Regions from separate parts of the Homo sapiens genome. Here region 2 is linked to region 1. Evidence: chromatin loops called from intact Hi-C (ENCODE). Cell type or tissue: left ventricle myocardium inferior. All regions are shown on one strand. Each heading gives the region's core, and the rest is flanking DNA. Links, peaks and the distances in the headings are about the cores only.

What was found. Hi-C counts contacts between places; a loop is a spot of excess contacts. Peaks named below come from ENCODE experiments on the same cell type or tissue, not always from the same donor. Only the 100,000 strongest peaks of a DNase experiment are listed, where the experiment ranks them.
Region 2: it touches region 1 in a loop (2.3-fold over the local background); 74 of 110 quality-filtered maps call a loop at or near these places.

The regions. Positions count from the first base shown.
Region 1 is chr7:33,759,896-33,770,526 of GRCh38, forward strand. No RefSeq gene overlaps it. Among named protein-coding and RNA genes, the nearest start is that of FLJ20712, 39 kb to the left of the region's middle. In left ventricle myocardium inferior, for the core only: no CTCF peak of the experiment used is centred there; no DNase peak of the experiment used is centred there; H3K27ac peaks cover 933 bases.
Region 2 is chr7:33,880,048-33,890,678 of GRCh38, forward strand. No RefSeq gene overlaps it. Among named protein-coding and RNA genes, the nearest start is that of BMPER, 20 kb to the right of the region's middle. In left ventricle myocardium inferior, for the core only: a CTCF peak has its summit at 6,245 (motif pointing right); no DNase peak of the experiment used is centred there; H3K27me3 peaks cover 494 bases.

The DNA.
Region 1 (10,631 bases), core at 3,467-7,466:
TCAGAGCAACTTGGAGCTTAATGCAGAGGAAGATAATTCTTCTGACTGTGGAAAATATTAGCTAAATAGATGACAAAGATCGGTTGTAAAATCTCTCTAAGAAATGAATTAGATCAGTCTGTCTGCCTAAGGTGGTATGGATGTAATTACCCCTAAAAGCGTGTTTCTTTACATGTAAAACGGGGATTATAGTGGTACCTATATAATGTTCACAATGGTGGTTGTGCAGATGAAGTGAGTAGTGCAGGTAGTGCACTGTGCTACGTTGTTGTAAGTGGTCAGTAACTGATAATATAAAGGGGGACTCCCTTTCTATCCTAGAGGTGACACATTCTCGCCAACTGTTACTGAGTTCAAGAAGAGTCTCTTTCTCTTGTTCTCTCTCTCTCTGTACACACACACACACACACACACCCTGGGGGGTATTAAACAAAGTGTTCCTTTAAAGCTGTATTGTGGTTAATCTCTTATGGCTTGATGAAAGAGCCTCTCTGTATGGACAACCCCTAAGTTCATAATGGCCGTAAAGGACTGAAGGATGGAGAGTGAAATGTGGAACCAGTTTCTCATTGTACTGAAATGTATCATTTTTGGGATTCTTGTTAAGAGACAGTGTCTTCAGTTTCATCATGCACAATTTGTTGTGAGCCCAGCCAAATATGGCCACGTAGTACATCAAGGTGATAATTTTCTAGCACTATGCTAAGTGTTACACACACGTGATATCATGTAACTTTTCACTGAGACCCTAAGAAGTAGCTACTATTTGTCTACCCATTTTACCAATAGGAAAATTGAGACTCAGAAAGCTTAAATTATTTGGCCAAGCTCACAAAAGCAACATGTACAGAGCTAGGATTTGAATTCAGATCTGTGAGAACCCCAAGCTCTTACCACTCCCTTTTCTTCCCTGCCTCCCATCTGCCTCACTCATGTGAATGGCATAAAGATACTCCAATATTGACTTGGCTTGGAGCTTCAGAATGGGGGCCTGCGGAAATGTCTGGAGACATTTTCAGTTGCCACAGGTTGAGAACCCCGCCCTGATAGTATACAGGGGAAGCTCTGTGGTGTAGTGTAGTAAACAACAGGCTTATAAATGTTAGATCATCGAAAGAGTGTGTATCTCATCCCCCAACTCTGCAGGGGAGGTCTGATTACCACCTTTAACACATAGGAAACTGAAGCTCAGAAAAGATAAGTCACTTCCTCAAGATCACATGGTTAGCAATCATTGGAGCTGGAAATGATACTAAGGACTCCTGATCCCAAAGTAGAGATTTTCTCCTTTATCACAATGATCCCTGGGCCATTGTTTTTCTCATCAAATTTAGACTTTTAGTTTACCTAAACATTATTTAGCTTGCTTGGTGGTTCTCAAGTGATAACATGCATCGGATTTGCAGGAGGGCTTGTGGAAGCAGATTGCTAGGCTTCACCATAGAATATCTGATGGGGCCCTGGTGGGGCCTGTGAATTTGCTTTTCTATCAAGCTCCTGGGGGATGCTGATGCTGCTGGACCAGGGCCACACTGAGAACCACTGAATTAGGTCTCAAATGTGTTTTCTTTCTTCTTCTCTTCTGAGTCTTCTTCTGCCTCCTTTTTGCCTCTCCTCCCCCAACTGTCTGGGGACACGAAGAGTGCTGAATTTGCAGCCTGGCTTCTATGGACAGGCTAAGGCTGACAGGCTGGTGAAATATTAGTGCAACATGTGAAACTTACAGCCTTCCGAAGGCTCACTGCAGAGCGCAACCGATTACATGCGTCACTGGTCCAAGTGTTCCTTACAGTCTCCTGGGAGTGAATTAAAATCCTTTGCTGGTGACATAGAGGGGTGGACTGGTTCTGGGTCTGGTCTAATCTGGGTCAGAGAGCATGGGCTGATCTGTCATCTGAAACACTGAAACTTCTCCCAGGCGTCTCCTGGGGGATGATGGCTGCCCGCTGTGCTGGAGGCAAATGGGAGGAGGTACAGATGGAGGCCTGTCCCTTGTCCCTTTGTCTGGCAGCTGCTCTCCTCACAGGGTGGTTGCTGCAGGCAGCAGTAGGTGGTCTGCATAAGGGGCTGGGAAACCAGGCTTCCCACAGCCTTGGGGGTTCCCTCCAATTTGTTACCTCTGAATGCTTGGAACATCTGATGTGCCAGAGGTCCAGGAATTTGTGATGAATGTACAATGAAGACATATGCTGTACTCAAACTAGCAAAAGAGGCCAAGGAGGGGAATCTGGAAACTAGTATTTATTGAGACTGATCATGTGCCAGGCATTGTGTTCGATACTTTACATTCATCTCATTTAATCCTCATAACAGTCTTGCAAGTTAGATGTTCTTACTCATGTGAAGAAAATGGGGTTTCAAGAAGCTAAATAACTTGCCTAAGCCCATCAACCTTGAAAATGGAGAAGCCAGGATTTCAGCCCAAGGTAATCTGACCCTAGCAGCTGTTATCTTTCCATTTAATGAGAGAGAGAGAGAGAGAGAGAGAACTTGAAGGCTTGAGGTTCAGAGGAGGTGAGGATGCCTTATGACTTGTGATTTACTGGGCAATTACTAGGCCAGTTTTCACTTTAGCCAACCTTCGTCAAGTAATTTTGAAAGAGCATGTCTTCCTTCTTTTGCTTGGTTCAGAGAAATTTAATAGGCCAGTTTTGACTTTAGCCAACCTTCGTCCAGTAATTTTGAAAGAGCATGTCTTCCTTCTTTTGCTTGGTGCAGAGAAATTTAGAACAAGGGGAAATAATGCATTAATACATGCTGTAAGAAGTTTGCTTCCATCGTTAGGCAAGTGACTTGTGGAGTGAATATTCCCCTTAGAGCTGTAGGGGGCACAGTAAATCCCAAAACAATTGAAGGAATTATAGAAGCAGGATAGTACAGGACATTAGGACGTTGTGCCTGATCAGGGGAACGAAGCAATTTGTTCTCCTCTCAACCAAAGTTTATCATTTCTTCTTAGTAGATGAAAATGGAATGTCACTGCTTTTTTTCTTTTTATAAGTAAGAAAAACAAATCAACATGCTCCCTATTGTTTCCCTGACTTGTGAAAATAAAATCCAAACATATATTTGTGATTTCATACAGCCCGGAAGACCATGAAAGAAACATGAGCCCGAGGAATTTGTCAACCCACTCTCTCTCTGTGGTCTGCAATGCCTGGGTTTTAATTACTAGTAGGAAGGGCGCTTGAATTGGCAAGACTCTTTTAGTATTCATTCATCTTGAGCAAATTGTGACATCCATGGGGTGGGGAGAACCAAGCATTTAAACTACTTTTTGGCATAATTGGCCTTGACCTTCATAATTTCATAATATGCTTAGTGGTATATGCAACAGGCCTGACTTCCAGAGCTTGTCATTTGAAATCAGATGCAATCCACAACATCAGTAATGATACCTTTCTTTATTCAATGCCTGTAAGGCATTTTCAGTGGCATTGTCTCATAGAATCCTTAGAACAACTCTATTAAGGAGATATTTTCATCTTCAGTTTATAGACTAAGGACACCAAACCTTGAAAAGATCACACAGTTTGTCAGGAGCAAAGTCTCAACTCAGACCCAAGCTGCTAAGTCCTATTTGAGTGCTTGTTTACTACATTCTTATTTACCTCTTTGTTCTGTAAATTTGACGTTGGTCTTTCAACTTAGTGATTAGATTTTTTTTTAAAATAGCTTTTCTCTGATATAAAATGAACATGTATTCTTAATAAAAATACAGAAAAATCAGTAAGCGAAATAGAAAGAACTCTGTCCCTTTAAGACAATCACTATCAACATTGTGCTGCGCTTTTCCCCAAGCGTGTTGAATCAGCAACTTTTCATTTTGATCAAGTATAAGTTGTGTGTGTATCTTTCAGTTTTGTTTCCCCAGGAGCATGCAGCACAGTATCTGGAGTCTTAAAGTTGCTCCGAGGAGGTCTGCGGAATGGATGGAGGGAGAGAAGGATGAACACATGCGTCCATAGGCTTGTATGGGGGCACCAAAGAGTTAGAAGAAATTGTCCCTGTCCCTGAAATGCTTGCCATCTAAACATGGGAAGACCAGGCACTTATTTCTGTGGCAAGTTTTTGGAACAACTAACAAAAATATAAGGGAATACTTACACTCGAAGTTAATAATGTGGTGTGTGTCATATGCCAGTGCTGGGATTGAACAGCATAAATCAAGACTAGTCAGGCGAGAGCTCCTGGAAGACACAGTATTTAGTTAAATGTTGAGAGAAACGATGTATGTGGTTGACAGAGAAGTGTATGGCTGTCTCTGGTCTTTTCCAAAATGATAGACTACAGAAAAGTATCTGTGTCATTATTACTTGAAAACTGGAAATTACTTATATTCCAGCAATTTTCCTTTGGTGTTTGCATTTCTGGAGTGAGAGCACAGTTCACCTAGTAGGCCAAGGAAATCTATTCTTTTAGTCTATTTATCGAAAATATAAAAGTGGGGCCAGGCACAGTGGCTCAAGTCTGTAATCTCAGCAGTTTTGGAGGCTGAGGCAGGTGGATCACCTGAGGTCAGGAGTTCGAGACCAGCCTGGCCAACATGGTGAAACCCCATCTCTACTAAAAATACAAAAATTAGCTTGGCGTGGTGGCAGGGGCCTGTAATTCCAACTACTCAGGAGGCTGAGGCAGGAGAATCACTTGAACCTGGGAGGCGGAGGATGCAGTGAGCCAAGATCATGCCATTGCACTCCAGCCTCGGTGACGAGTGAGACTCCATCTCAAAAAAAAAAGAAAACATAAAAGTGGCTTATGTTTCTGAAGAGTGCTACTTTCTAATCACTTGGAGAAATATAAAAGGAAATGAAAGTGGCTGCTTTACTATTGGCTTTGGGAAAAAGAAATACTGCAAGCTAAATAATTTACAGATTAAATATCTGAGTGTTAAGGAAGAGGTCAGCTTTGTTGCTTTTAGAAGAATGATTTACGGTTCTACTTAGCTTTTAAAGTCCTGCTGTGACATTTGGGAACATGCTTTTCCATTGATAAGTAATACCGTAGTGTGATAGATGAGGGAACAATAGCATGAGTTTGGCCAAATCGCTATTCGTAATGTTTGTTTAACAGATGAAGAAGTCAGGTGACATTTTCCATTGGTGTGTTGTGCAATGCTGCAAAACTAACAGCTCCAAGATTTAGCATAGAAAATGAGAAATTCCCAGGGAAACTCTGGGTTGGCAGTTTGGAAAGACCGTCCACCATCAGTTGGATTCCTTCAATTCCTCTTCCTCTGGTTTTCATGATTCAGAGGAAAGAGCATGGACTTTGAAGTCAGATCTGTGTTTAAATCTTAGCTCTATCATTTTCTAGAGGTGGGGCTTTGGAGATGTTACTTAACCTCCACAAGCCTGTTTTCTTATCTTCTAAGTGAAGTTACTAATAGCCATGTCAGAGGATTGTTGAGAGAATGAAAACAGTTACTTGTGTAGAGTGACTAACACAAAACTCGTTGCCTAGTAGTCACTAATATACCCATTCATTCAACAACCATTTGGCATTGTGCTAGAGGCTGGGGAATATGAGAACGATTAAAGCAGTCTGTGTCCTTGTAGATTTAACAGTTTAGTAAGAAAGGGAGATGAAAAATAAAATATATAAAAATATATTTAAAAATATATATTAAAAAATATATAAAAAACAAATATATATAATCATGATAAATGTAGCCAAATGTCATAAAGGGAGTAAAGGCTGAGGTGAAGAATATTTGGGGTAAATGTGAAATGACTTCACATAGGGTAAGACAGGGAATGCCTTTCTGGGCAGATGACTTTAAGCAGAGACCTAAAGCATGAGAAAGAGCCAGCTGTGAAAAAATTTGGGGGTAAAGCATTCTAAGCAAAAGGGATTCATGTGCAGCAGCCTTGAGGCAGGAAATGGCTTGGAATGTTCCAGGAATTGAGCAGATGAATGGTTGCAAAAGGTGAACCACTAGGGATGAACCTGGAGAGCAAAGAAGCGAAGATCTAGAGATGAGGTGGGAGAAATCAGCAGGATGGATCTCGCGTGACCTTGGTAGAGAGTTTGAATTTTATTCTAAGTACCATTTCATCATTGGTTTTCTTCCCTCTCCATCATAATTTCAACAAGTATCTAGCATCAAGAACCTGCTGGCTGTCATCCAGTTTTGCAGAAATTCTAAGGAATACACTCCAAGGATTAGGGAATAAATACCAAGGTGGCAGAAAAGCACATCCTGCTCTGAGGGTAAGGCCCTGGAGCCTGCAGTGAGGGTCTACTTCTTAAGCATTTGTGGCACTAACTCACAACGGGTCCGAGCTGCAGGGGCCTGGAACTCCCCTAGTCTTACCCCCCTGATTTGATAGACAGGGCAAGGGATCTGTATAAAGCATGGTGTTAAGGGAACTAGGAGAAAGATTTAAGTGCTTACTTATTGATAATCTTCTGTTTTCTAGAAAGGTTTCTGGATACTTTCCTGTTAAACTTCTTTAATCTTCATAACTGTCTGTAAGTTAGTCATTGTAGCCAGGCTTTGTGTGTGAGAAAACTGAATAAACTGGCAAAGAAAGTGACCTATTCATGCAAGTGCTTTGAAAAATTATGGTTTTATTCTGTTACATTGAATTTTCGCATGCCCTTACAACCCCAAATTTCCAATTCTTGGTATATTTCCAAAGGAAATTTTTATAAAGGAGTACTAGGAAATACACATATAAGGATGTTCAAGATAGTATTGTTCTTAATAAAGAACTGGAAATAATCCAAATAGCTATCCTCAGGAAAATGGGTGGAGAGCTTATGGTAAAATCACATGACAGAATATTACACAACTGTGAAGTGGAGTGACCTACAGCTACCCACAACAATATGAGTGTCATTCAATAAGATATTAAATGAAAACAAGTCCCACAAGACTTAGAACATTTCACTCTTGTGGGGTTCACAAAAACCCCACAAAACTATAATTTAGGCATACATATACATGTAATCCAACTGTTTAAAGCAAAGGAGTGATAATCATAAACTTCTGGATACTGATTGCTGCTGTGTGGGGAGGTAGGAGGTAGGATAATAGAGGAACATATAGGTAAATAGCAGTTCAAGTTCTTGAGTAGAGCGGTGGGTGTATGGACATTGATGGCACTGTAACTGAATGAATAAATGAATGAGTAATGAATGAATGAAATAAGAATTCAACCTATCTGGACCAATGATGACAATGTATTATGAACTGAAAATAATGAATGATTCAACTCTGCAATTGAAGCCCGTTAAAAGAAAAAAAGAAAAAAATGACTTTTATAGTCTTTGCATTATGCTCTGATGCTTAAGCAGTAAAAATAACTATCTGATAATGTATTAACACAGCTCTGAGCTATTCACTTGGTAGCTTCATTATGTGACAATGGCCACTACTACTCATATACCCATAACCCTACCACAATATTTTGGATTTATATTGTCTATTGTATAAATTTGTGCTCTTCAAATTTTTCTAATCATGCACCCAATCAGAGAAAAAATTTAGGGCATCCACTCCTAATATCTGTGAATTTGTGTACATCTACCCTTATCAATATATCTATATATTTTTCTTTGTTTTAAGGTAAAATGAAATATAAATAGAAGTTTGAATAATTTCTTCTTATACTTCAGTGGATTATCTTATGCATTCCCCTTTGGGGATATCTATAGATAACTAAATCATATTATGCAAATAATTTACTTTTCTATTTCAAAGTCTCTCCCCAACCCCTGGCATTTATTTTCTGGAGTGAAGTGGTGTGATCTTGGCTCACTGCAACCTCCGCCCCCACGGGGTTCAAGCAATTCTCCTGCCTCAGCCTCCCAATAGCTGGGATTACAGGCATCTGCCACCATGCCCAGCTAATGTTTGTATTTTTAGTAGAGACAGGGATTTCACCTGTTGGTCAGGCTGGTCTCGAACTCCTGACCTCAGGTGATCTGCCCACCTCGGCCTCCCAAAGTGCTAAGATTACAGGCATGAGCCACCACGTCTGACCTCTTTTCTTATTTGACGTTCATGATATTCCTGAGAGGCAAGAAGGCAGGCAGTGTTATTCTCATTGCACCAATGGGAAAAGAGAAGCCCAGATAATTCTTGGCTCTTCCACAACATTAGCAAGAGAGTGGCAAAGCTTGTAATAGGAACAGAACTCTCTGCCCCTCCCTAGGGCTCTTCCCACTGTATCTGGCAGCTTCTAGTCTAACATCTTAACAGAGTTATATGATTCTTAAGGTCAGACCAACCTGGCTTCAAATTCCAGCTCTGTTATGTGCCTTCAGATGAGTTATTAAATCTCTCTGAATCTTCATTTTCCCACCTGTAAAATGGATATAATAATATTGGCCTCACATGGTGGTTGTAAGAACTTAAAATAGGATCAAATATATTACAATCTAATAGAGAGGACAAGATCGTCAATAAGTGTGTTTTCCTTTCCTTCTTATTTTTGCTTCCCTCTTCCATTATATTGGCATTACTGACTTAGCAACATTTGAAAGGTAGAGAGAGGAAGTGGTCATTGTAAACAACCATGAAATATATTTTTGTGCATTTAATTTTCAATGCAGAAAGTCCTAGTAACAGTATTAATCTTGTCTCTAAATCTCTCTCATATTTAGATACTAAATTGGCTCTACATGGGCTGCTTTGCAAAGCAAAAGAGGTCAAGGATGCTTTAAAGCAGTGTGGTCCACACAGACCTTGTGTCTCTTTGGCTTTTTGGTATTAAATATGATGCCACATGTCATGAGTGCATCCATTCTTCAACTAAGCTCTAACTCTTTACATCATAATATGATGTTTTTCCTCCTTATCTCTATCTGAAGGAGTTGAAAATAATTTTTGCATCTGAGCAACTGTATGGACCAGGATCTGGGGGACCAGCTAACCTGTGCACCAGAGAATCATGAAATTCATATGTTGGCCTTGTCTGTGAATACAGTTCCTATACACAAAATATAATAACACATCTTTACTGAGCTGACCTACTGAATGCCTGCACGTGTTTCTAATTTGTGTGGGATTGTTCTCTCAGTAGATTCCATTCTCCCTTAAAAAACACACATGTACAAACACAAAACTTGGTTTAAATGAAACAGACACCTTAAGAATCTTAACAAGTAGAGTTGACCTTTGAACATAATTCTACAAAACTGCAATGTGCTACCCAAGTGTTGCCAGGAGGCCTCGGACAGATCGATGGATGACAACCTCCTTTCCTGCACTTCTGTAGGCACAGATATTAGATCCAGAGGGGAACAAATTCCATGAGACCCAGGGCAAGGGTGACGTGGCCAAAATCAAGTGGCGCTGCCTTTCCCACTGTGCCAAGCTGTCATCAAGAGCCCTTCTTTCTCCCTGGAAACTTGCACCATGCACTTCCTCTCATTTGACAGTAGCAAGGCCTTTCAGGGCAGAGACCATGGAGTGTGGCCCTTCTGTGAAAACAGAACATCTATGTACAGTAACATATGCATTCGTACACAGGTGCATACTTAGCCACATGTAGCCATCCATGCATGCATGTTCTCATTGATTAAGAATCCAGGTTTATTGCAATGCCACAGATAGATTTTAGGGAATAAGATAATAGAACAAAACAAAACATACTAACTCTACCATGAGGGCAATTTAACATTTTGCTGAAGAGACATTGGTATCTTAAAATAGCTTGGGTCATCTTTTGGCCATCCTTTCTCATGGTATTGTCCAAGGGCAAAAGTACTCCTTAAGGGAATCCACTTGTCCAGGATTGGCAGATCCGTAGACAGAGGTGGAGTAGTGGCTTCCGGGGGCTGGGGGCAGCAGAGAATGTGGAGGGACTACTTAATGGGTATAGGATTGCTTTTTAGGGTGATGAAAATGTTCTGCAATTAGATTGTGGTGATGGTTGCAAAACATTGTGAATGTACTAAAAGCCCCTGAATGGTACGCTTCAAAATGGTTAAAATGGCAAGTTTCATGTTTTGTAACTTTTACCTCAATCCAAGAAAAAAGAGGTAAGGTGAACTAAGAGCACTGAACCATGGACAAACGTCAGCTCTCCCAAGTGCTAGGGAATGGCTAGGGATGGGGTTGGGGGGATGCTGCCTGCATCCTGGAGATTGCTAAGAGGAGCTCCTGAGGCCTGGGGCAGGGGTAGGGCCAGAGAGGAGTGTGGTTTGATTCCAGTGTTGGAGAGAGGGAGGTGAATAATGTCAGGGTCAGGTCTGGTGGGAATGCGCTCATGCAGTGTACACACAGGTGTGTTCTGGAAAGCACCCACTTACCTTTCCTTGACCACTGCCTCCTGCTCACCTGCCCCAGTTTGGCTGGCTTTTCTGACTCTGAGTTAGGTTCTGGAGACTAATAGCAGTGACTGCTCTCTCAAATGCTTAGGTCAGATGTCTCAAAGCACATCCTCTGTTTCTCTTTGCCTGGTAGAGAATACAGGCTAGAGGGGTCCTAGCTGTGACCCAAGTGGTGTTGCTCGTGTGTCTATGAAAAAGCCATGGGATCAACCTGATAGCCTGTGCCTTGTGAAGCTTGAGGGGACAACCTTCCCAATTTCTTGTGCCCAGAGCCTTACACCACACAAGCTGATTCAGTATGCACTTCGCCTTGACAAATGAGCTCAATGTGACTTCTGAGTTCAGTT
Region 2 (10,631 bases), core at 3,754-7,753, 120 kb after region 1:
TCTCTCTCACCTCCCTGGGCCTGGGCTGTCCCTGTGTCTTGCTTTGACCTATAGAATTCAGTGGAAGTGACACTGTTGTCATTTCTGAGCCTTGGCCTCTAGAGGTCTTGCCAGCTTCTGCCCTCCCTCTTGGATCTCAGCTGCCATAACAGGACACCCAGTGAAGTGGACTGGATAATGAGAGGCCACTCAGAAGAGAATGGAGGTGGCTCAGCTGATGGCAGCACTGTGTTAATCATGTTTTGTATTTTCTGTATTGTTAAGATGTTTGGACATCTTGCAGGTCTTTCAGACCTGGGGAGACACTGACCCTTGCAGAGCTAGCTTACTCCTGGGGGTGTTGGCCTTTCATGTATAGACTGTTCAGCCCAGTGCTGTCCCCCAACCCCCTTCAGCTAACTCCCACACACCAAGCCAATATCTCCCCTGTCCTAAATCAATCCAGGGCCAGGTATCAGACAACCAGGGACAGTCTTTATGTCTCCGAGCCCCCCAGAGTTATTCAAATGAGATGATTCTAAACTTTGACTCTGTCTTGCCTTTCCTTTTTGCAAAAATCTCAATAAAGTCTCAGGTCTAGGCTTCCCCCTTACTCTTGTTTCTGCCTCTAAATCAAAACCTAGTTCTTTGCCATGTGGTCCTGAGTGATTTGGAATGCCCCCTTCTCTGGGGAAATGTAAGTAACAAAAATCTTCTCTCAAGGTCATTAACCTCTCCATGTTGTCACTCAGTCTCTTCTATCAATTAAAACCCTGTGGGTACAAATTTTAGAACCAGCACTAATTAGTAGGGAGGGCTATCCAGCCTTAGTCAAACCTTCAGATGATCAAAGCCATGGGAATGATCTCAGGTGAAACTAGCAGAGCTTCCCAGCTGAATCCAGCCCAAATTGTAAAGTCATGAGAAAGTGAATGTTTGTGGTATAGGGAAGAAATTCAATGGAAAACTATGCATTGTCTACAGCACACCCTTCTGGGTTATCAGATTCTAATTCTATGGGAGCTATTTCACAGCTCTGTGATATTATAAACAACTGATCTCAACCACAAATAATTCTTTTCTATACACATTTAAATGAATTCTGTCCAGTGGAGGAACAGCACTCTCTTTTCCTGCAAAAGTCAGGTTTATCCCATTTTTGCTTGCATTTCAATTTCCCTTTGCTCCGTATAAATTTATGCTTCTTTGACTTCTTTGAATTACTTGTAACATCTATCTGTTTCCTTCATTTTATTTAACATGTGCTCATCCTATACCTACATGAGATTATGGTTTTACCTTATTTTGAAAATTATCCTTTAACATAGCTATCTTAAACCATTAAGTTTTGTAGTGTAGCAGCAGATGCAGGAAGGCAATAACGGAGAGCAGAATCAATTGCTTACATCCCATTGGCTCATACTTCTTTGCTATTTATATTACTAACAGAAAAACGTCACTTCTTTGTGGCATAGACAATAAACATGTATAAAGAAAAATATTGGAAGCACAGCCTGGAACGCTGACTAAAAGGAAGCGGCAGAATGATGAGGTTAAAGGTATGAGCTTTCCTCATTCAATATGCCTGGGTTCAAGCCCAGACTCCACCATATACCAGCTATGTAAACTTGGGCACATTTGTTGATATCTGTAAGTTTCAATTTCTTCATGAACCAAAATCATACACACTGCATAGTAAGCACTAAATAAGACCATGTGGCAGACACCTTTGATTGCCCACCGGACGTTCACTTCCTGATTTCTGAACAGAGCCCCAGGTTCATCCAGGTGTCCACATTGTCTCCAGCTCCAAAGAGGTGTTCTGAGCAATGTAAACCAAGAAGCCTATGGTCCTTCCCTAACATCTGCAGTTATTTAGGAGAGGGCACATGATTGAACTGACTCAACTATGCAAGCAGGAATTGTTTGCATCCCATGTTGGGAGAAAAGTGTTCTTTTCTTGTTTTTGTCCTGTTGGGTGGAATCAGTACACAAATGAATGCTGATTGCTGCAGGCAGCCATCTTATAACCAAGAGGCAAAACAGCCTTGGGACAGAGGCTCTGTTGAGAGTCAGAAGAGAAGGACCAAAGCTGTGAGCCCAGAGCTTGGCCTATAGTCAGCGTTCAGTCCACGTAATCTAAGCAGCAGCCTGGGTTCTGTTGATTTGGAGAGGAACCTTCCTTTGGATTTGTACCAAAAGGATTCTGGCATGTTGGCCAGTGAGAATTGGAAGGGCTACTCTATTTCCCGTAGATTGTGTAAGAAAAGAGGATTTTTATCACGTGACCAGCCCTAAATGATTGTTCCCCTTAAAACCAAAACTCAAATACAATCGAGACATTGGCCTTTGTATTCAATGCCTGTAGCCATAATTCATTTTCTGTCAAAATACAGGGTTTTTTTCCTGCCAAACCGTTGAAATCACAATTTTCAAAAGTTTGGCAAGGACCATTTTCCCATCAGAGATAGCATATTTTTATGGTGATTTTTGCCCATTACATTGTAAAACAATAATAGCCAAAGTCTTGCTTCTGGTCATTGCGTACTCTGAGTATTTGCTAGCACCACCACAAAGTGACACTTCTATTTCAAGCCCTGTTTTGAGGATGTGATAACAAAGTGGAAAAATGTTGCTACTGGCTATAATTTGGCAGATTAGACTTAAGCTTCCAAGGATTCTTCTCAATACAGTTTTGCCAAAATTCAGACACACACACATGCACACACACATACACACACACACACACACAGAGCTTGTTTTTTTTTTTAAGAAAATAAAACAAACAAAAAACTGCATGAAGAAGAAAGAAGAAAACCCTTCTACAAAGTGCTGAAGTCTTGCTTTCTTCTAGTCTCTCATAAGCAATAACCTGGCTTTAAGATATGAGACAAGACAGGGAGTTCATCCAAAGTGATGCCCTCCCCCTGCCTTTTTTGATGGAGTTTTGAAATAAGGAGACTAATTGGCAAATATTTAAAGTTGAGGAAAATGGCAAAATTTGTATGCTTTTGAAATAGAGTCATAGGATTCATCATTGTGTGATCTTTATGGTGATTTGTTTTATCTCCCAATGAGAAGAGAACCCATGCTTATTCAGGCTTGCCCATTTGGGCAGGTCTTTGCATGTCCTGGTAGTATCCAGGTGAATCTCCATGGTCCAATGTCAGCTTGGTTTCTGCACTAGCATCTAGTCCCTCTATGATCATCAGTGTCTGAGAAGTCTGAGTCCCAGTTAAGGTTAACTGTAAAATCCTGTCTGTTGGTACAATTCATTAAAAGACAATTTACCTATAATAGCTACTTAATGTGTCTGCAGTATATTTTCACCATAGACAGAATCAATAGAGATGATCAATAAAAAGAATTATCACAAATTTCCTGACAACTCCATGGTGGCAGCAGCTGGGAAGCCACAGCAAAGGGGTGGGCCTGTTGGTCGGGCTGCACGGGGTGAGAGTTTGTCTCTCAGCCCTTGGAAGACAGTCTAGACTGGTTATCTTGTAGTGCCAGCCTTGTGGCTCTCTAAGAGAGCTGCCCACAGTTCCTTTTCTGGTTTATCCACAAGACCCATTACCTTGATCTCCTCCTACTTCCTCCCCTGGCTCTCAGCCCTTCCCTGAGTAGAGACGGGATGGGGTGAGGCTTTGAGCCTGGTCTGTTTTGATTTTCATTCTTGTTAACCCCAACCAGGAAACTCTTCACAACAAGGGCAGCCAGCTGCCCATTCACACACAGTGAGGTTGCCCTGTGGAGTTATAGCAGAACAAACATATGCTTTCATTCCTGAGTTCCTCATATTGTTTATTTACTTGTGTTTACCTACGTTATCCATGCACAAAAGATTTGAGCCATCTTACTATCATGACAACACATCCTACACTGTACAAATGGAATCAGAATTCAAGGTCCTGGACCAGAACACATGGGACTGTTTAGTGGCTACAACAGAGTTGCACAAAAGGAGATAATGATTGCAGACAGACTCCCGAAGCCTTTGAATGCTGAGTCTACCTACCATGAGACTACTTTCTTGGGACTTATGGTTATGTGAGTGAATGAATGCTTATATTATTTTTAAATATTGGAAATTATGTTTATTGCAGCCAACCATGTTCTACTGGTACAGATAGTCCCACTGGCACAGATTATCTCTATTGTATGGGTGAAGGCAATTGAGGTTTGACAAGTTGACTCAGCAAATGAGTGGCAGTATCTGGGCTTTTTCCTCCTGTCTGACCCAGAGTAATTTTTTAACTTTCCCTGGAGTCCTGATAAAAAACGCAGATTCCTCTACTTCACTCCCAAAGATTCCATTTAGGAACTGAGGTGGAGTCCCAGGAATCTCCATTCTAAGCAAGCAACACAGATCGTTCTGATGTGAGGGCTTCTTGAACCCCATTTGAAGACTCATGGTCCCATGTCATCCAACCCCTCAATCAAGCTCATTTCTTTCCAAAGCCTATTCTTTCTCCCACCATTTTGGGCTGACATCACCATAGCATCCACACATCCACTCCTATCCCTCATCCCAGACACAGGTGTGCCTCAATATAAAAGCAGAAGGTCCTGGTTCTCTGGGATCTGCGGTTCAAAAGTACGATCACTCAGGAAGGTCGGAGGGTGGGGGCACTGTCTCCTCTTCCCTCCTCTTGGGAAGTATTTGTCAAAATGGTCATCCTGGGTGGTCACAGATTGACACAATCAGCTTTACTTATTCAACCAACCAGCCCACTCATTACTTGGGTGTCAACTCCCTGGAAAACAGTGAAGTGAAATGTTCATGAGTCTTTGTTTGTGGGAAAGGGGAGGGGAGGAATGGGGGAAAATTGTGCACACGTTCATTTTTATTTCAAAAGAAACCCACATGGTTTGTTGTCATTCAGCTCTTTGGCTTTGCCTGAGAGACACAGAATCCAAATGTAATATTGTAGAAAGCTGTGAAACCAAAGTTTTGAATTTTTCTCAAGAATTTCATTTTTAATAATAAAAAATCACCAAGCCCATGTGTCCCATAAAAATAAATGAACGTTTTCACTCATGAACCAATAAAGCAGATGAAAGTTGGAAGCCACATAATACTTTCTGTGTAGCTCATCCAGGCCATGCAAGGCCTTGGAGAAGAATTATTTTATGTTTTGCAGATGGGGGAAACTGAGGAAGCACCAGGTCCATGTGCCTGGGAAAGTAACCTGCCAGCTGCTCTAATTTGGAAGAGCAGCTCTTTGGAGGGTTGGAGAAAAGCCCGGACCCTGTAGCATGGCATGTTCCAGCCAAGCCAGGATGTCCAGCTGCATTTCTGGAGGGGACCTTCTTGCCCCTGAGGACCTGTGGTTCTTCAGAGGGTCATGTTGCTTCATGCCTTGTCCCTGCTGCCCTTTCTTATGGAAATATTCTCCTGCTGTTTTCCAGATAGCACATACCCACTTGTCCCTCACTCATCACCAGAAGCTGTGGGTCCTCCCACGTGGCTGCATTCTCTGGCCCTGCCACAGCACTTTAACACCCACTGACATTTACGGCCACCCCACCATCCCCCCACCAAACACACACAGAGTCTGTTGAAGGATCCTGCTTAATTTATCTTTAGGTTCCCAGGACCGGTCACATGGTCAGGCACATAATACATGCTCATTAAGTGCTTGTTGAAAGGATAGGTGAATAAACCCATGCAGGCATGGGGTAATGTAAGAAAAAAGATGACACCTTCAACCTCTTGTTGTTCTCTAAAAGAAGCTGGAGGAAGAAATAGGAGGGAGGAAGCCCATTCAAGTTTCTGGCCAGCCTTTTCCCAGGGGCTGTGTCTCCTCACTTGGTTTCAGGAATGTAAACACTGAAAGTATAGTTCAGATTCCTTTCACTGGTAAATAACTTCTTCCACTCAAAAAAAAAAAAAAAAAAAAAAAGAAGATGGAAAACTGACAGTCATTGGAGGGGAGTGATTTTTGCTGGGCTGCCAGGGAACATGTTTGTGGCTGTGATGAGTATTTGGGCAAAGACCCTACACAGAGGGCTGGGATCACTTAAGGCCTACCCTATTTAGGGGGAGAATTTTTGAAAGCTTTTTTTTTTCCTTGCAAGAAAGACTTACACCCCAGCAGCTGCTGTCATGCTACCGCCAGTTTAGTCCTGAGTAAGAAACCCCCAGGCTTTGACACAATTACCTCTCTTGCTCCTTCTCCACAAAGGCTGGAAATTGAGTCCCAGTCCCACAGTAAGGGGGATGTTCCTTCTAGCACGCAAGTGTCAGCTTCCCCACCAGGGGGCTGGAGCCAGCCTGGGGCTGACATATTTACCCAGGCCTCCAGGCAAGGCAGCCGAATGTGACGCGGAGCTGCCCCCTGCCTAACCTAAGCTGTCCTGCTGGCTTTCTTCTCAAGGATCAGGTAGGCCACGCTATCTCCAAGCAACCTCCCCTCACAAAAGACTGAGATAGTTGAATTTTCATGGTGGGAGACTGGGAAATTGGGAATGGTTATTGATGGGAGAGGTGTATGAGATGGAGCTGGGGAGAAAGTTCTGAATCTTTAGTAGAATGAACTTTGCTCATTTCAGGGAAGCCCATGATGTATGAAGGGGAATTAGGGGGTGGAACAGGACAAGGAAGGGAATTAGCCTTCACAAGAACCTGGTGTGGTAGTGCTGCTTTATATGTATAATCTCACTTAATCTACCCCAGTTCCCAAAAGACTTGCATTACTATCTGCGGTACACATATGACAAAACTGAGGCTAAGAGGGGCCAAGAAACAGCCTCAGGCGCCACAGTTATTAGGTTGGTGCAAAAGTAATTGCTGTTTTTGCCCTTAAAAGTGATGACACAATCCCAATTACTTTTGCATCAACCTAGTAGGCGTGGGGGCCAGGGTGTGAATGTGATCTGTTTGCACCAAGACTATGAACAAAGTATAAGGAGTAGGAAGATAGTTTAAAAATGAAATAAAATAGAATGGTGCTGGAACAGTTGCAAATCAGGTCAGCTTACGTTTCCTAAGTGGCTTTTCTCTGCCGGGCATCATCCCATTTAATCCCAATAAAACTATCATAGGAAATTTCAATGGAGAACCGAGATTCAAAGAGATCACTCTACTTGTCCACAGTCAGAGGGCTCAGCATTCGCGGAGTCAAGACTTAAACTTGGCGGCAGAAATTCTAACCACTGTGGTCAGGCAGGGAGGAACGCATGTCTGCTGTGACATACAGGAACAAGAGAAAAGGAGAATGGGACTGCAGACTCTGATGAACCATTAGGAAAATAATGCCCTCTCAAAGGCGTCAAGTTAGGTGGGGCAGAATCCACAGGGTTTCAGAAAATAAATGAGGGGAAGAGAGGAGGAGAGGAAAAGGAGCCTGGATGCCTGCTACAGTTCCTAGCACCTTCCCACTCTCCTCCCAGATCCCAGGGTAAGTGCAAGCTTCCCAAATGCCAGGATATTTTAAGCTCTGCTGTGGCGGTTTTAAACATGAACACACATTATTTGACACTTGTCTCAGTGAGAGGGGGTTTTATGTCCCTGCCCATTGAGTCGAAGTGAGCTTGCAACTTGCTTATTTATAACCAAGAAAATGCAGCAGAAGTGACAGCAAGATTTCTCAGGCTCGGTCAGAAGAGTCAATGCAGCTTCCACCTTCAGAGGCCTAAGCTTCTGTGTGAGAAATCTGACTACCACAGGGCTGCCATGCCTTGAGGAAGCCCAAGTCACATGGAGAGGACATGCATTGGCTAACAGCCCCAAGTGAGGTCCCAACCAACAGCAACCATAAACCACCAGACATAAGTGAAGGATTTTCCAGATGATTCCAGTCCACAGCTGTCAGGCCACATCACCACCCTCTCAGCACTGTCTTTGTATCTTCTCAGTTCAGGCCCCAGACATCTTGGAGCAGAGACAAGCTATACTACTGTGCCCTATCAGGATTCCCAGCACACAGAACCCACGAACATAACAGATTGGTAGTTCGATGCCACTAAGTTTTGGGGTGGCAGCAATCGTCACCAGAACATCACCTCACTTCATTTATTTTTTGGGAGGAGCTATATTCCCTCCCTTGTCCCCCAAGGTGGGAAAGACAAGCTTTTACTTTTCAATAAACTGTGGAGGATACACATGGTGACAGTCCTCCACAGTCTATGTGGGCTGATTGCAGTGGCATTCTTTCATGAGGATGCTTTCAGCCTGGCTAAAATGCTTTACAGCTGCTTTACAACTGTCTCTCCTATCTGGGTTACCAGGTCCTACTCCCAGCCTCTTGCCCATCCTTCACTTCCAGCTGACGGCTCCTCACCCCTCCCCTGCCTTTCCCATTGGGATGGCAGATGCCTTTCTTAAGTATTCAGCCCCCAGGGCAAAAGCTTCCAGTCAACTCTAGAGCCATTTACGTAGTTCATGGTAGTTCACGCCTCCATTCACCACAACCCCTGAAGCAGCTACTGGCTCCTGGAGTCTGGCCTTTTGTGAAAGTGGCTGAGCATGAAACCACTGCAGTGAGTATCTATCTGGCTCAGGTTCTATCCTACTGGCGCAATTCCATGGTTGTTAAAATTCTTCAAAGAGCTAGGTGAGCTCATTTCTCCTAAATTAGTGCCTGGTAGGAAATCTTTCATTTTCCCAGCACAAAGTTCATTATGGTGCCCCAGCGCTCACTCATTATTAGCATCCCTTTTAGCTACTAAACAGAGAAGAAAGTTTGGAGTCCAAATCAGGCTTTTCTTACTCTCTTTTATCTTCTTTTTTCTGAGTTGACGCTGAAAACTAGCATCTTCCCTGCATGATGTGCCAGTAAGATTTTGGATCTACATAGATGAACATCTTTCTACTAATAGTTAGTGCCCTCACCACGTTACATTAACTGCCTGAGCCCCACTTTCCTTATCTGAAATATGCAGATGATAATTCTTACGCAGGGTTACTGTGAAGATGGACTGAGATAACACTGATAGCCAAGCCTGCCAGAGGTTACGCTAGTTGAAGGACATGGTCAAAGATCTTATTATTTTTCTTGTGGTTGCTATTGTTTGTGGTTATCTTTCAGCAAATTCGATTGGCTCTACCTTCCAAATAAACCCCAAATCTAGCCATTTCTTACCACCTCCCCTGCCAATCACCTGGTACTCTCCTGTCTGGTCCCCTGATTTCATCCTAGCTGTCTTGTACCTCTGCACACAGGAGCCAGAATAATCTTGTTAAATCTTGCCATGTCATCAATCCCAGACTCCAAACCCTTCAATCACTTCCCTTCTAACAGTTTTTATAAACTCTCGTTACAAAACTTGGCCTACAAGTTTTTAACTGTGGCCTACGAGTCTGTGCAAGATGGGACTCTTAGTACATGCATACCTTCATCTTTTTTTCCTCTTTCTTCTTCTCTTTCCCTTTTTGCTATTCCTCAAATAGCACACACCTGCCTTAGAACCTTTACACTTTCTGTTTCTCAGCCAGAGAATGTACAGCTTGTGCCTTTACTTCCCTCCAGGCTTGCCTCAAATGCCATCCCCTCAATGAGTTCTTCCCTGACCACCCTATTTAAAATAGTTTCCACTGCCTCTTTTCTGCTTTAATTTTCGGCAGTTGGTCACTTTTTTTTAATTTATAAGGCTTAATTTATCGTGTATTTCTCCCAACTAGAATATAAGCCCCATTAGAGCAAGGATTGTTATCTCTTTTGCTCATTGTTGTGTTTCCAGTACCTAAAACAGTACCTAGCATATAATAGAGCCGCAAGTTTAAGGTGGAATTGACCACAGAACATAGAAATAACTCACTTAGCTGTTTGCTAATATTTTATCTTTTTTTATCTTTTTTTTGGTGGGGGGAGACAGTGTCTCACTTCCATTGCCCAGGCTGGAGTGCAGTGGCACGATCACAGCTCATTGCAACCTTGACTTCCCGGGCTCAGGTGATTCTCCTGCCTCAGCCTCCTGAGTAGCTGGGACTACAGGCATGTACAACCACACCTGGCTATTTTTTTGTATTTTTAATAGAGACAGGTTTTAGCCATGTAGCCCAGGCTGATCTCAAACTCCTAACCTCAAGCAGTCTGCCCGCCTTGGCCTCTTGAAGTGCTGGGATTACAGGCATGAGCCAGGGCACCTGGCCCTGCTAATATTTTATCTTAATGCAAATAACTCCTGTACAATCACTGCATCATCAACGGTTTTGTTTGACAACATTGCCACTGTGCTGCCCTTTTCTAGCTTGAGAACATGCTAGTAATAAATGCCGTGAGTAAAAATCCAGCTGAAGTCAAAGGATGCAGGAATAATAAGGCCTGGGTCTTCTACTTGTTGGTTTAGAAGGCCCCCAAGAACCAAGGGGAGACTCTCATTTTCAGGACTGGCTATATAATTTGCAGGACCTGGTGCAAAAAGAAAATGTGGGGATGGCCTCTTGTTCAAAGTTATCAAGAATATCAACACAGCAGCGGTAAAGCAGTAAACCAAGATGAGGGCCCTGTGACTGCACAGATCACAACACCAAAACGCTGGTCCTGCTCATTTTCTACAACTGTGTACACACACACACTCACTTGCATCCAATAAAAACAATCGTAGCAGATTTGCTTATTTAATGAACTTTATCCACATTATCTCTTCAAATTGCCAGGAGGCTGGAAAAATTAAGGGTATTCACCATGCCCAAAGTCCACCGGTAT